Regions from separate parts of the Homo sapiens genome. Here region 1 is linked to region 2. The links are chromatin contacts, found by Hi-C or POLR2A ChIA-PET in ENCODE. All regions are on one chromosome and are shown on one strand. The core of a region is the stretch at or near the end of the contact, and the rest is flanking DNA. Distances in the headings are between cores, read along the strand shown.

Evidence for each region. A loop is a pair of places that touch in the nucleus more often than their neighbours do. ChIA-PET counts read pairs that join two places held with the same protein, here RNA polymerase II (POLR2A). Pooled maps may share reads with other maps.
Region 1: a loop to region 2 is called in a map of PC-9, with 7 times the contacts of the local background. The contact joins two enhancer-like sites. A Hi-C loop is called at or near these places in 9 of 168 maps with a recorded cell type or tissue (Calu3, PC-3, PC-9 and 6 more) and 6 of 50 pooled maps. POLR2A ChIA-PET finds 5 or more read pairs at or near these places in 4 of 52 experiments (H1, MCF 10A, PC-9 and 1 more).

Annotation. Positions count from the first base shown.
Region 1 is chr6:108,728,196-108,734,289 of GRCh38, reverse strand. No RefSeq gene overlaps it. Among named protein-coding and RNA genes, the nearest start is that of LINC00222, 20 kb to the left of the region's middle. RefSeq lists enhancers at 920-1,711, 1,712-2,504, 2,839-3,766. Within about 2 kb of position 1,614, at least 3 of the 41 ENCODE cell types and tissues checked have a DNase peak (open chromatin) inside an H3K27ac peak, as active enhancers do; they include PC-9, where a contact is called at or near this core.
Region 2 is chr6:108,688,356-108,693,746 of GRCh38, reverse strand. No RefSeq gene overlaps it. Among named protein-coding and RNA genes, the nearest start is that of LINC00222, 61 kb to the left of the region's middle. Within about 2 kb of position 3,791, at least 22 of the 41 ENCODE cell types and tissues checked have a DNase peak (open chromatin) inside an H3K27ac peak, as active enhancers do; they include PC-9, where a contact is called at or near this core.

The sequences.
Region 1 (6,094 bases), core at 365-2,864, 43 kb before region 2:
CACTTCAATTTCTTTGTCTAAAAAATGGAAACAATAATGCTTGCTATTCTAATTTTATTGGATTGCTACAATGCAATAGTTCCCAAAATGTAGTTCCCAGGCCAGCATTACCAGCATCACCTGGAACTTGTTGAAAAGGCAAATTCTCAGGCCCTTCCAAACCTGCAGAATCAGAAACTCTGGGTGAGGCCCAGTAATCTGTGATTGCACAAGTCTCCAGGTGATTCCGATGCCCTCTAAAGTTTGAGAAGCACTGCTATAAAACAATGGGATAATGAATGCAAACAGTGTCTACAAACTGTAATGCCTACATCATCACTTTGAGAGCCACTGCTCTACGCAAGTGTTGGTTACTATCTTGTCACCCAGGTTTCCATTAAAATGCAAATACCCCCAGGGTGGGTGACACCTTAAGCTTTAACAGGTGTTGGTTATTCTCAACAAGCATAGCAGGTGGTTAGCTAAAAATAAACCCTTTCTAGAATAGAAAATTAGGAAGGTTAAGAGTTTCTGTAGGGTGAACAAGGGACAGAGAGAGAAAAAGGAAAGGAGCATGGAGTCACACAGACTTGCATTCATGTTCTAGTTCTGTGTTTACTAGCTACATGACCTTAAGCAAGTTACTTACAGGACATCGTAACCCTATGATGATGACCTCCATAGAGTTATTGGGAGGATTAAGTGGCACAACACGTGCAAAGCACGTAGTGCAACCCATGGTTCATATAGGTATTCAATAAGTGATGCCTATCATTAGCAGCAGGGTGTCCAGACTGCTTAAGACTACCACCTGGGACTCATCCTCACTCCCACGCCACTCACCATCCCTCCAGCCACCCTATCTATTATTATTATCATTATCACCATCAACATCATTGCCTCTTCTGCCAGAGCTTCCTGACCTTAGGCTTAAAACTGCCACCCTAAGATTAACCACTGAGGAAGGAAAGGGGAAAATTCCCAGAATGGCACAGCTGCCTCAAGGTACAGGCTGGCTCATGCTCTGGTCCCCAGAGGTGTCACTGGAGTGTGCCACATTTTGACACCTGAGAGATGGTAGGCAACCAGAGGGACAGGTTCTTCCTCTCCATCCATTCTTGGACTGAAAACCCCCAGAGGGTGGGCCCAAGGGAAGTGCTGGAGCAGAGAAGCCTCTGGAAGGCAGAGAGAGGAGGCACGTAGGGCCAGGACCAAGCCCTCACAGAGGTACAACAGGGCAACCCCTGCAGGGGCAAGGAGGGTAGCCTTTCCTCTAGGGACAGGTGACATGGGTAGAATGGAAACCTGGGCTCCAGTGAGAAGCTCCATTTCATTAGAATCGCATGCTCTAGAAGAGGGGGTGAGGCCAGAAGTCTTTCCTGAGAGGAGAAGCAGGTTCCACAGTGTAGACCTTTGGGGGCTGATCTGGAGGCCTCCCTGAGTACTGCTGCCTGCCTGCTAACTTCCTGGATCTGGAGGTGTGGCAGGCACGGCCTTAGGTGCGCAGAGTGGACAGGTGGATCCAGCCCCAGGCCCGCCCAGATGTTATCTCTCGGGTGGCTCCAGGTCCCTTTCTGTCCAGGGCAAGGCCTCTGAGATGGGTCATGCAGGCTTGGCCTTTCTTCCCTCAATGACTCAGGGCCGGCTGGCCAAGAGTCACCCTCAGCTACCCTCCCACTAATGAGAGGAGGCCGGATTCCTTTGGATTTAGTAAGGTCACTCCTTGAGGGTTGCCTTTTGTTACCCATCCACAGTGGGAATGCTTCCTTAATGAGCAGAGAGCCACACCCTTTCCCAGCGTCGGGGGTGGGGGTGGGGGGGGAGGGTAGGGTAGCCTTTTCAGGTGGCACATGAACAGGGCTGATTTCACAATGGCCAGCCCACAGGTGAGGCACCTAGGGCAGGCCTGCTTCGTCAGTCCTCCCCAGCTCTCCTATCCAGGTGGCTACTCCTCCAGACCCCACCTGCCCCAACAGCTGGAGGGCGAAGCTGCTGCAGGCATGGGAGGCAGAGGAATGGTGGAGGAGCTGGGGTGCTGGGCGTGCAGTAGTGCTTGACTGGAAACCGGACGAAGCTGCAGATGGGAGAGGCACTGCTTGAACACTCCTGCCGCATCCATCACTCCGGGCACCTCCTGCAGTGCACACGGTCTCACTTTGATTTTAATCCCACCAATAGCAGGAAGGAGGTATGAGCCTCATCTGCAGCTCAGGATGATTAGGGGACAAGTCTGGGGTCATGTGCTGGTAAGGGAAAGAATGTGGACTCAATCTCACGTGGCCTGGCTCCAAAACCCGTCCATTTGCTAATTTAGTTTAAACCACCGGTTTTTTAACTTAAAAATTTTGTTTCTGAACGTTGAAAATGAATATAAAATTCAATGTGCTTCTCTGTACTCTCTTAGCAACTTCCTGTGAATCTATAATTATTTCAAAATAAAAAGTTTAAAACAATCCTATGTGGAGCCTGAATGTATAAAATGTATCACTGAGATGCTGTGAGAGTCCAGGGCAGTGGTTTCTTTCTGGGGTGGTGTTGAAAGGCAGCAGTGAGGGGTGGCCCTGTTTCTGGATCTGGGCTGGTTCTGCAGATGTGTTCTGTTTGTAAAAGTTCATCGAGCTGTGCATTTGTGATTGGTGCACTTTTCTGTATAAATGTAAAACTTTAAAAGTTGAAAATATATCAAAATGGAGATGCTCTAGTTGAACAGGAAGAGGGGTTCGATGTGCTCAGCTTCTTCCCCCACACCCCTCCACTTAACCCTCTCAGGACCCCAGGGTTCTGGGAGCACGCTCTGGAGTCTGGGTTCTGATTTCTCTTATATAATACAGGTGGCTGGGTCAGAGGACCTCAGCTCTCCAGTCCCCGCCCCAAGTGTTCTATTGTCATTTCCCATTATTCAGTTACAAACCATAGCCCATTGACGGTGAAAACCACCATTCAAATGTCCAAAAAGAAGAACATTAATCCTGGGTGTGGAGGACCCCACACAGGTCGCTGTGTGTAAAAGAGACAGCAGGCTCTCGGTCTCCCACTTGGGCAGGGCAGCCTTATACTGAAAGAATAAACTTCAAGTGAAGAATTCCCAAAGACAACTCGGCAAGAAAAGGCTTTTATGCCTTGAAAGGAATTGAATCAGACTTATAATCACAGAGAGCTGGAAATCACATCCATTCAGCATGTTCTGCAAATGAAAGGCAACTGACAATGTAAAACAAACAAACAAAACTCACTCGCATTCTCAGTTGACATGTCCTGTTTTCACCTCATTTGGCTTCTTGGAAGATTTCTGGGTTGAATGTGCACTTTGGAGCAGCATGCCTGAGCCAGGTCGTTTTTCCCCTCCTGCTTGGAGGATGTGGCGAACATATTTTCCTTTCATTCGCCGAGTTAGTTTCTGGTGTTACCTGCCCACTACTGTACCTGGAGTCAGCAGTAGCTGCCAACCCATAGCTAAGGGCAGAAGTTAGCCCAGTGTGAGGTTAATTGGACCAAATTAAAGCCATTACGGTTTAACAGGCTCTCTATTGGAGGAATGCTTAAGTGGGCTCCCCCGGGACTTGGGAAATTTGGAAGTGAAGTGGTTTTTGCTATTTGCAGTAGCTGCATCTCCCGTTTTATTTGTCAAACTGCTACTCTGCAGACTGCTGTGGGGTGAAGTTGTTAGACAAAGGAGAATCTTTTCTTTCTTTCTTTCTTTTTTTTTTTTTTTTGAGACGGAGTGTCACTCAGGCTGGAGTGCAATGGCACAATCTCAGCTCACTGCACCCTCTGTCTCCTGGGTTCAAGTGATTCTCCTGCCTCAGCCTCCCGAGTACCTGGGATTACAGGTGCGCACCATCACACCTTGCTAATTTTTGTATTTGTTTATTAGTAGAGACAGTGTTTTGCCATATTGACCAGGCTGGTCTCGAACTTCTGACCTCAGGTGATCCACCCGTCTTGGTCTCCCAAAATGCTGGGATTACAGGCTCAAGCCACCACGCTCGGCCAGGAGAATCTTTTATATGATCCTGTTTCCAGAAGAGGCTATCCTCTGAGGAGTTTAGGAAATGATAGAGTGAATCAGACTAATAACCCCACTGAGGAGATGAGGCGAAAGAGGAATAAGGCATGCAAGGGTCAGGGTCTCCTGCTTGGTGACATAGCTTTTCTGGGAGGATCTTTTCAGTTCAATGCTACCCTACCTAATCCCAAGGAAAGCAGAGTTTTAGTTCACTGAATTTTCAGGCTGAGTAGAAAATTCCTTTTTGATACAGCACTTGTTGCTGGAGAGCCACGTACTCTGTGATGTCCTCTCAGGACCCTTTCCACCCTGGGGCTCCTCCTCTGCTGAAGCAGGGCTGGCAGTTTCCAATTGATCAAAGTATAAGTAGCCAACGGCAGCTCACAACTCTCATGACAAATGCCAACCCCATCTTAGATAACATTCACCAGAGGGTTGCATCGGGTTAGGAAGGTGATAGTGTGGTGGTCCCTCTGTGCTTTCAGGACACTGGGCTTGTGGGGTACAATCTAGGGTGGCTTTTTTTTTTCTGAGATGGAGTCTCACTCTATTGCCAGGCTGGAGTGCAATGGTGCAATCTCGGCTCACTGCAACCTCCACCTCCCGGGTTCAAGCAATTCTCCTGCCTGAGCCTCCTGAATAGCTGGGACTACAGATGCCCGCCACCACGCCCAGCTAATTTTTGTATTTTTAGTAGAGACAGGGTTTCACCATGTTGGCCAGGATGGTCTCGATCTCTTGACCTTGTGATTAGGGTGGCTTTTTAAAAAAGTAACTCTGACAGAATCCTTCCAGAAAACAGAACAGCATGGTAAAGCCTCTGGGCACTGTGTCAGCTGAAAAGAATGGGGATGTGTAGCCTAGGGAAGAGAGAAACTCTCTGGGAGGGAGGCAAGGATGTGGCCCCTGGGGGAAGAGCTATGACCCCAGGTGGCATCTCCAATGGGAGATGGTTCAATTCCCAGCTCCTACATAGGGTTTTCCTATGTCCTAGTCAGTAATTTAAACACAATCCCTACTGTAAACTCATTGGATGCTCACAACCACCTTATGACGGTACTGTGATTATCATCCTCATTTTACAGATGTAGAAACCAGCACACAGAAGTTAAATACCTTCCCAAAGTAACAATGCTATTAATGAGAGAGTTGGAATTTGGACCCGGCTTTCTTACTAGCCCGGAGTTTCTCAACCTCAGTACTATTGACATTGGAGGCTGGAGAATTCTTTGTTGTAGGGGGACCCTGTCCTCCCTCTCCTTGCATTATAGGATGTTCAGTGGCATCCCTGGCTTCCACCCACCAGATGCCAGTAGTACTCCCCTGTTGTGACAGTCGGATGTCTCCAGACGTTGCCAATGCTCCCTGGAGGGCAGAATCGCCTTTAGTTAAGAAGCACTAAGTGCCTCCCGAGATGGGCCAGCCTGTCTCCTGTAGGAGCAGGAACGCCTGCTGCTGCCTTCCTAGTGCAGGGGCCACTGAGGCCCCCTACACTCTCAACACTTTCTGACGTGCCTCCTAACTGAATGGGGGAGGGGAGATTTTACCGGACCCTCCTTCTGCCTAGAGACGTTCTGGCCCCTAGAGATTGTTTGATTTTTAACATTTCCAACATTTCCTAATGTTATTGTCATTTGCCTCTCTGTCCCCAAATTAAAGGCCAAAGAATCATTCTGATTTTGTGGGGCAAAACCTGAGGGAAAGCCTAAAGTTTACCTAGCACTTTACATATTTATTCAGTTTAATCCTCACAGTCATCGTACTGAGGGAGATATCCCCATTGTAAAGATGAGAAAACTGAGGCTTAGAAAGCTTAGTTAGTTGCCCAAGGTCATAGCTATAAGTAATGGAGCCAAGGTTTGCAGCCAGATCTGTCCACACCAAAATCGGTATGCTTTTATGAGGGGCGAGGATTAGGGCAGACACTCAGAGCTGAGCTCAGAAACACGATGCTCACAGTGACACACCAAGACAAGAAGAGCCTGAGCTGGAGAAGCAGGGATAGGGGACAAGAGGTGTGAGACAGCTTAGGGTCACAGCACGTGACAAGGGAGGCCAGGGTTGAGGAGTGCATTTGGGGGCCGTGTATGCAGGCCACTCCCTTGTGCC
Region 2 (5,391 bases), core at 2,542-5,041:
ATGAGAACATGACAGAGATGACAGAGATCCTTTGGGCCTGGGACTGTTTACAATTTACAGACACTCTGAGCCCCCTGATGCATGAGTCTTGCTCAACAGCTGTCTAAGTACTGGAGTGTAAATGAACAAGGAACAAATGGCAGAGGGAGGTCAGCAAAGCTGTGAGGACAATGCATGAGCTGTGCACCTGCTCCAACCCTCTCCCAACTCTGAGAGTGCCCCTCAGCCAAGGGCTCCCACCCAAGCCCAGGCCTGGATCTCAGGGCATCTTCCACATCCAGTGCATGAATCCAGCCTGGTTTGAAAGGACAGAGTAGGCCGGGCACAGTGGCTCACGCCTGTAATCCCAGCACTTTGGGAGGCCGAGGTGGGCAGATCACCTGAGGTCAGGAGTTCGAGACCAGCCTGGCCAACATGGTGAAACCCCATCTCTACTAAAAATACAAAAATTAGCCAGGCGTGGTGGCGGGCACCTATAGTCCCAGCTACTCAGGAGACTGAGGCAGGAGAATCGCTTGAAGCTGGGAGGTGGAGGTTGCAGTGAGCCGAGATTGCACCACTGCCCTCCAGCCTGGGGGACAAGAGTGAGACTCCATCTCAAAAAATAAAATAAAATAAAATAAAATAAAGAGAAACGACAGAGTAGTTTTCTTTTGCTGCTGTAACACATCACCACAAACTTAGAGGCTTAAAACCAGCAAACATTTATAATCTTACAACTCTAGAGGTCAGAAGCCCAGAATGGGTCTTGCTGGGCTAAAATTAGGTATCTGATGTTGGTGGGCTGTGTTCCTTCTGGAGGCTCCAGGCGTTCTAGGCTCTGTGTTCCTTCTGGAGGCTCACCTAGGGGATCACACGGGAGCATGCCCTGGAAGTATCTAGTAGCGTCTGTGCCACAGATACTTCCGGGGCATGCTCCCGTGTGATCCCCTAGGTGAGCAGCCGTTTCCTTGCATTTTCCCCCTTCTAGAGGCCGCCCTCCCTCCATGACGTGTGGCCCTCCCTCCGTCTTCAAGGCCGGCAGTGGCTGTTTGAGCTTCTGTGACCATGCCATGTCTCTGGTTCTGACTCTTCTGCCTCCCTCTCCCCCATCTAAGGACCTCTGTGATTACACCGGGCCCACCTACATAATCTCCTTATTTTTCACAAGTGTCTGTTGATTAGCAATTTCAACTCCTCCTTGCTATGCAGCCCAACACATTCACAGGCTCCGGGGACTAGGATATGGACATCCTTGCAGGGTGGGGGCATTATTCTGCCTACACGGGGGATATTCTCAAATGGATGGGCATTTTTACCTTTGACCCTCAGGGATTCCAAAACTTGAGTGTACTTCAGAATCATGGGAGACAGTGTTTGAAAAGGCAGAATTTTAGGCCCTGTCAGATTCAGACTCAGTACTTCTAGGATGGGCCCAAGGAATCTGAATTTTTAACAAGCTCCCTCAGGCTTTCCTGATACACATGATCTAAAGACCACATTTTGAAAAATCTGCTTTCCTTTGGCTTTGGATAGGGCATAGTGGCTACATTTTAGAAACCTAATTACAAAATCTATGGTCTATAATTTATTGAGCAATTCCAATGTCCTAATAAATATAGCTAAGCTTATCAAGCACTTGCTATGTGCCAGATTCTGCCTCAAGGGCTGTCCATGCATCATCTCACTTAATCCTCTCAATAACACAACAAGGTAGGGTTATTATTGTCCCTATTTTGCAGATAAGAAAACAGAAACTCAAGGGGTTAGGTAACTTACCTGCGGTTGCACAGGCAAAGTCAGAAAGAAGCCTATCCATCACCTTCCTTTTCTTTTTCTAAAGCTTGAGTTTAACCATTAATTCTAGCACAGTGCTGGCACACAGTAGACCCTCAATAAATACATGTTGAATTACAGGGTGAATAAACAGATAGGGGCTTTGCATGCACTAATTCTAATCCTCAAGGGAGATACTATCATTATCCTCTATGAAACATCAAGGACCCCGAAACTCAGAGAGATAAGACCCTATAACTACGTCTTAGCATATGTCTAAAGTCCATATGCTTCTTACCATATCAGGGGGGCTACAAGCCACAATCCACATGCCCTCTCAAAAGATTGCTTTTTCACTGTGCATTTATACTATACAAAAAACTTCAATTGCTTTGAGTTCTGCACTTAACAACTGGCTTCCATCAAAAAGAACCTAATTGTACTAAATCAGGCCAAGTGGTGGCTCCACCACTCAGGGAAGATGTTTTTACTCCCCCAGAGGTGGAGCAAGCCCTGGGCATGGCCAAGCTGAGGAGGGGTGGCTTGAACCTTTACACTCAGGGAGGCACAAGCATAGCAATTAAGCTTCAGACCACCCTGGTAGGTTCTTAATTAAACTCTTATCCAAACACCTGGGAGGGCCACAACAGTGCCCTGGGCAGGAGGGGTTTGCTGTGGAAATGCCATCTGCACTGATCAAGAGACGGCAACATCAGAGGCCTCCTCTCCTCTCCCCTCCCCTCCCCTCCCCTCCCCTCCTCTCTCTCTCTCTCTCTCTCTCTCTCTCTCTCTCTCGCTCTCACACACACACATACACACACCCCAGGGGACAGTTTCCCTGCCTCACACAGGTGGATTCCAGGCTGTCACTACTTCCTGCCCCCTTCAAACTAGCAGCAAATCACTCTGGCCTCCTGTCTTCATCAGAAAGACCTTCCAGCTGGGCCACCACAGGCCCCTGTATCATTTCACTTCTTTAGGAAGAAACTGGAGAGACTCAATGTAACACCAGCGGGTTCTAGCGCAAACATCTGTGTAGGGTGCACCACCTCCTCTGAAATGCTGTTTTCTCTCCAATCCCTTGCCACACCCATCCTCCCCACTCCTCCTCCATCTCCAAGTCCTCTTCCTCTTTTCCATCCTTTCCCCTTTCTCCATTTCTTTCCCTATCCTATCAGATGCATCCTCTACCCTAACTCTCCCAACAGGGTTCCATGGCCATAAGTGTCAGCTTTGGAGGCCTGGGGCAGGCTGAAGGGCAGGTTACAGCAAGTAACAATGAACCTTTGAGTCCACTTTGGATCCGAGTTTCCCCTCTGGAAAATGAATATATTCACATTTGCCAACTTACTGACTCAAAGCAGTGTCTGTGGTTCTGTTTCTGTTTCTTGCTTTGTAGTTCGTAAAGTGTGTGCTCCCTTTCTGGGCTCATGCATCATGACCCCTTAAAAAGTATGGAATGTTCATGAAGTGGACCAGGGAGAGGGAAATGACTCACTCAAGGACACACAGCTTTCAGTGGCAGAGTCAGGACTAGAAACAAGTCTTCCCACCCTCTCTTGCCGTTTGAGTTCTTGGTGTTCATGACAGTGATTCTACAGGACATAGAATGGAAGCAGCTGACCATGAGCACGGTTGCTGTCAACAGGTCCTGAAGAACATCAAGGAAAATAGTAAGAGCAGAAAAACCTTACAAGTTGGTTACCTTTCATTTTTTTAATTACTTTGCAATCTAATTATACTGATGAGGTTCATTAATGTCAGATTAATTTTGTATGTTTTACAAGACTAAAAAAAAAAACAACCCATGGAGTGTGGGCCAATGAGATGTGTTTAAAGAGAAGAGGACGTTGATGAAGGGCTTGCTCCTGACCTGCTTGAAGTATGCTACAGATACTTCCGGGGCGTGTTCTCATGGGAGCCTCCCAACCCTGCAAGACAGGCAGCCCTGTTTCCATTTCATAAACGAGAAGACAGAGGCCCAGAGAAGGCAACTGACTCACATGTCACCATTCTACTAATGCACTGCAGGGCTGGGTTCAAATTGAGGTCTGTCCCATTCCCAAGTTGAGTCTCCTTTCCCCGCTCCATGGCACTGCTCCCCACAGAGACGTAAAGAGTGTCTTCTGTGACATAGCTTCCTCTTCTGTAACAGTCTGCCTTCTGGCTTCTGTGTGCACTAATGAGAGTGAGCCCTCCAACCAGGTGTCAACCTGCACAGTGGGGCAGTGGGCGGGTGGCGTGAGCGCTTCTCCTTTGGAGAAGCAAGTTCTCCCACTTGGGAGGAGGAGCCAATCAGACCCTTGAGGCCCCCCACTATAGGAACAGCTCTGCTCTGAAAGCTGGCACAGGCTCACCCAGGGGCACCCGAGGGCCAGGGCCTGGCACAGGAGGAGGGCTGCTCTCCCATGCCCGGCTGGGCTGTCCTCCAGCAGGTTGTGCAATCTCGCTATGAATAGGTCTGGGTGTGTGGTTTGGGGCCAAGAAGACCAGACTTGTTTCCTTCGGGGTGACAGCTCCCCTCTGGAATTGTGGGAGGTGAAGGAGCGCAGCTGTGAGGTCAGGCTTCTGACCCTGAAGCTGGGCGGTCCAAGCTGGTGGTGTGAGGGGTGGAGTCTGTGGCCAGACTGGATGGACAAGTTGTTGGCATGACTCTTCTGTGTGTGGAAATCACCTGAGGCCTTCTGCCTCCCCAAACCTCCTGAGCCTCCCTCCCATCCTCCACCCCTCCTTCTCAGCAGTTCAGGCCCTCCTTACCTTAGGAACAGGCTTAAAACAAAAAAGTTTGGAGGGAGAGAGGAAAAACAGATTTGCAATTTTATTTCATTTGCAAGGAAAAAGCCTGGTCTGATTCCTAAGCCTGGGCTCTTCATTAAAAAAAAATTTTTTTTAGACACCGGGTCTTGCTCTGTTGTCCAGGCTGGAGTGCAGCAGCGTGATCATAGCTCACTGTAAGTCCTGGCCTCAAGCTATCCTCCCACTGGGCCTCCCAAAGAGCTGGGATTACAAAGGTGAGCCACTGTGCTACAACTGCATTTTTAAAATATCAAAAATATGAGATTTTCCTACATGATTGGTGTGAGTGGTGAACTGGCACACTGGAGGACAATTTGGTCAACCTTGATCAAATGTATATACCCTTTGTGACAGATGCACCAAAATCTCAGAAATCACCACTAAAGAACTTCATGTAACCAAAAACCACCTGTTCCCCAAAAACGACTGAAATAAAGTTTTAAAAATGTATATACCCTTTGACCCAGCAATTCCATGTTTGGGCATTAATTCTACAAAGATTCTTGCACATGTATGAAATAACAAATGTATAAGGTTACTAGTTGTAGTGTGGCCGGTAATAGCAAACATCTGCAAACAATCCAATGTCCAGTATCTATCAACAGGGGACTACTGGTTAAATCAATTATGACAAATTAATACAATGGAATACTATGTAACTATAAAAAGAATGAGGAAGCTTTCTATGTATTAAAATCTCCTCCATCTTGGGGAAAATCATTTAAAAAGCAAGATGCCTGTGTATATACAGCGTGTATGATGTACATTTTGTGTAATAAGAGGGGAAAATAAGAATCTGTGTTTTTATTACTTGTAGGTACATAAGACATTCTGGAAGGA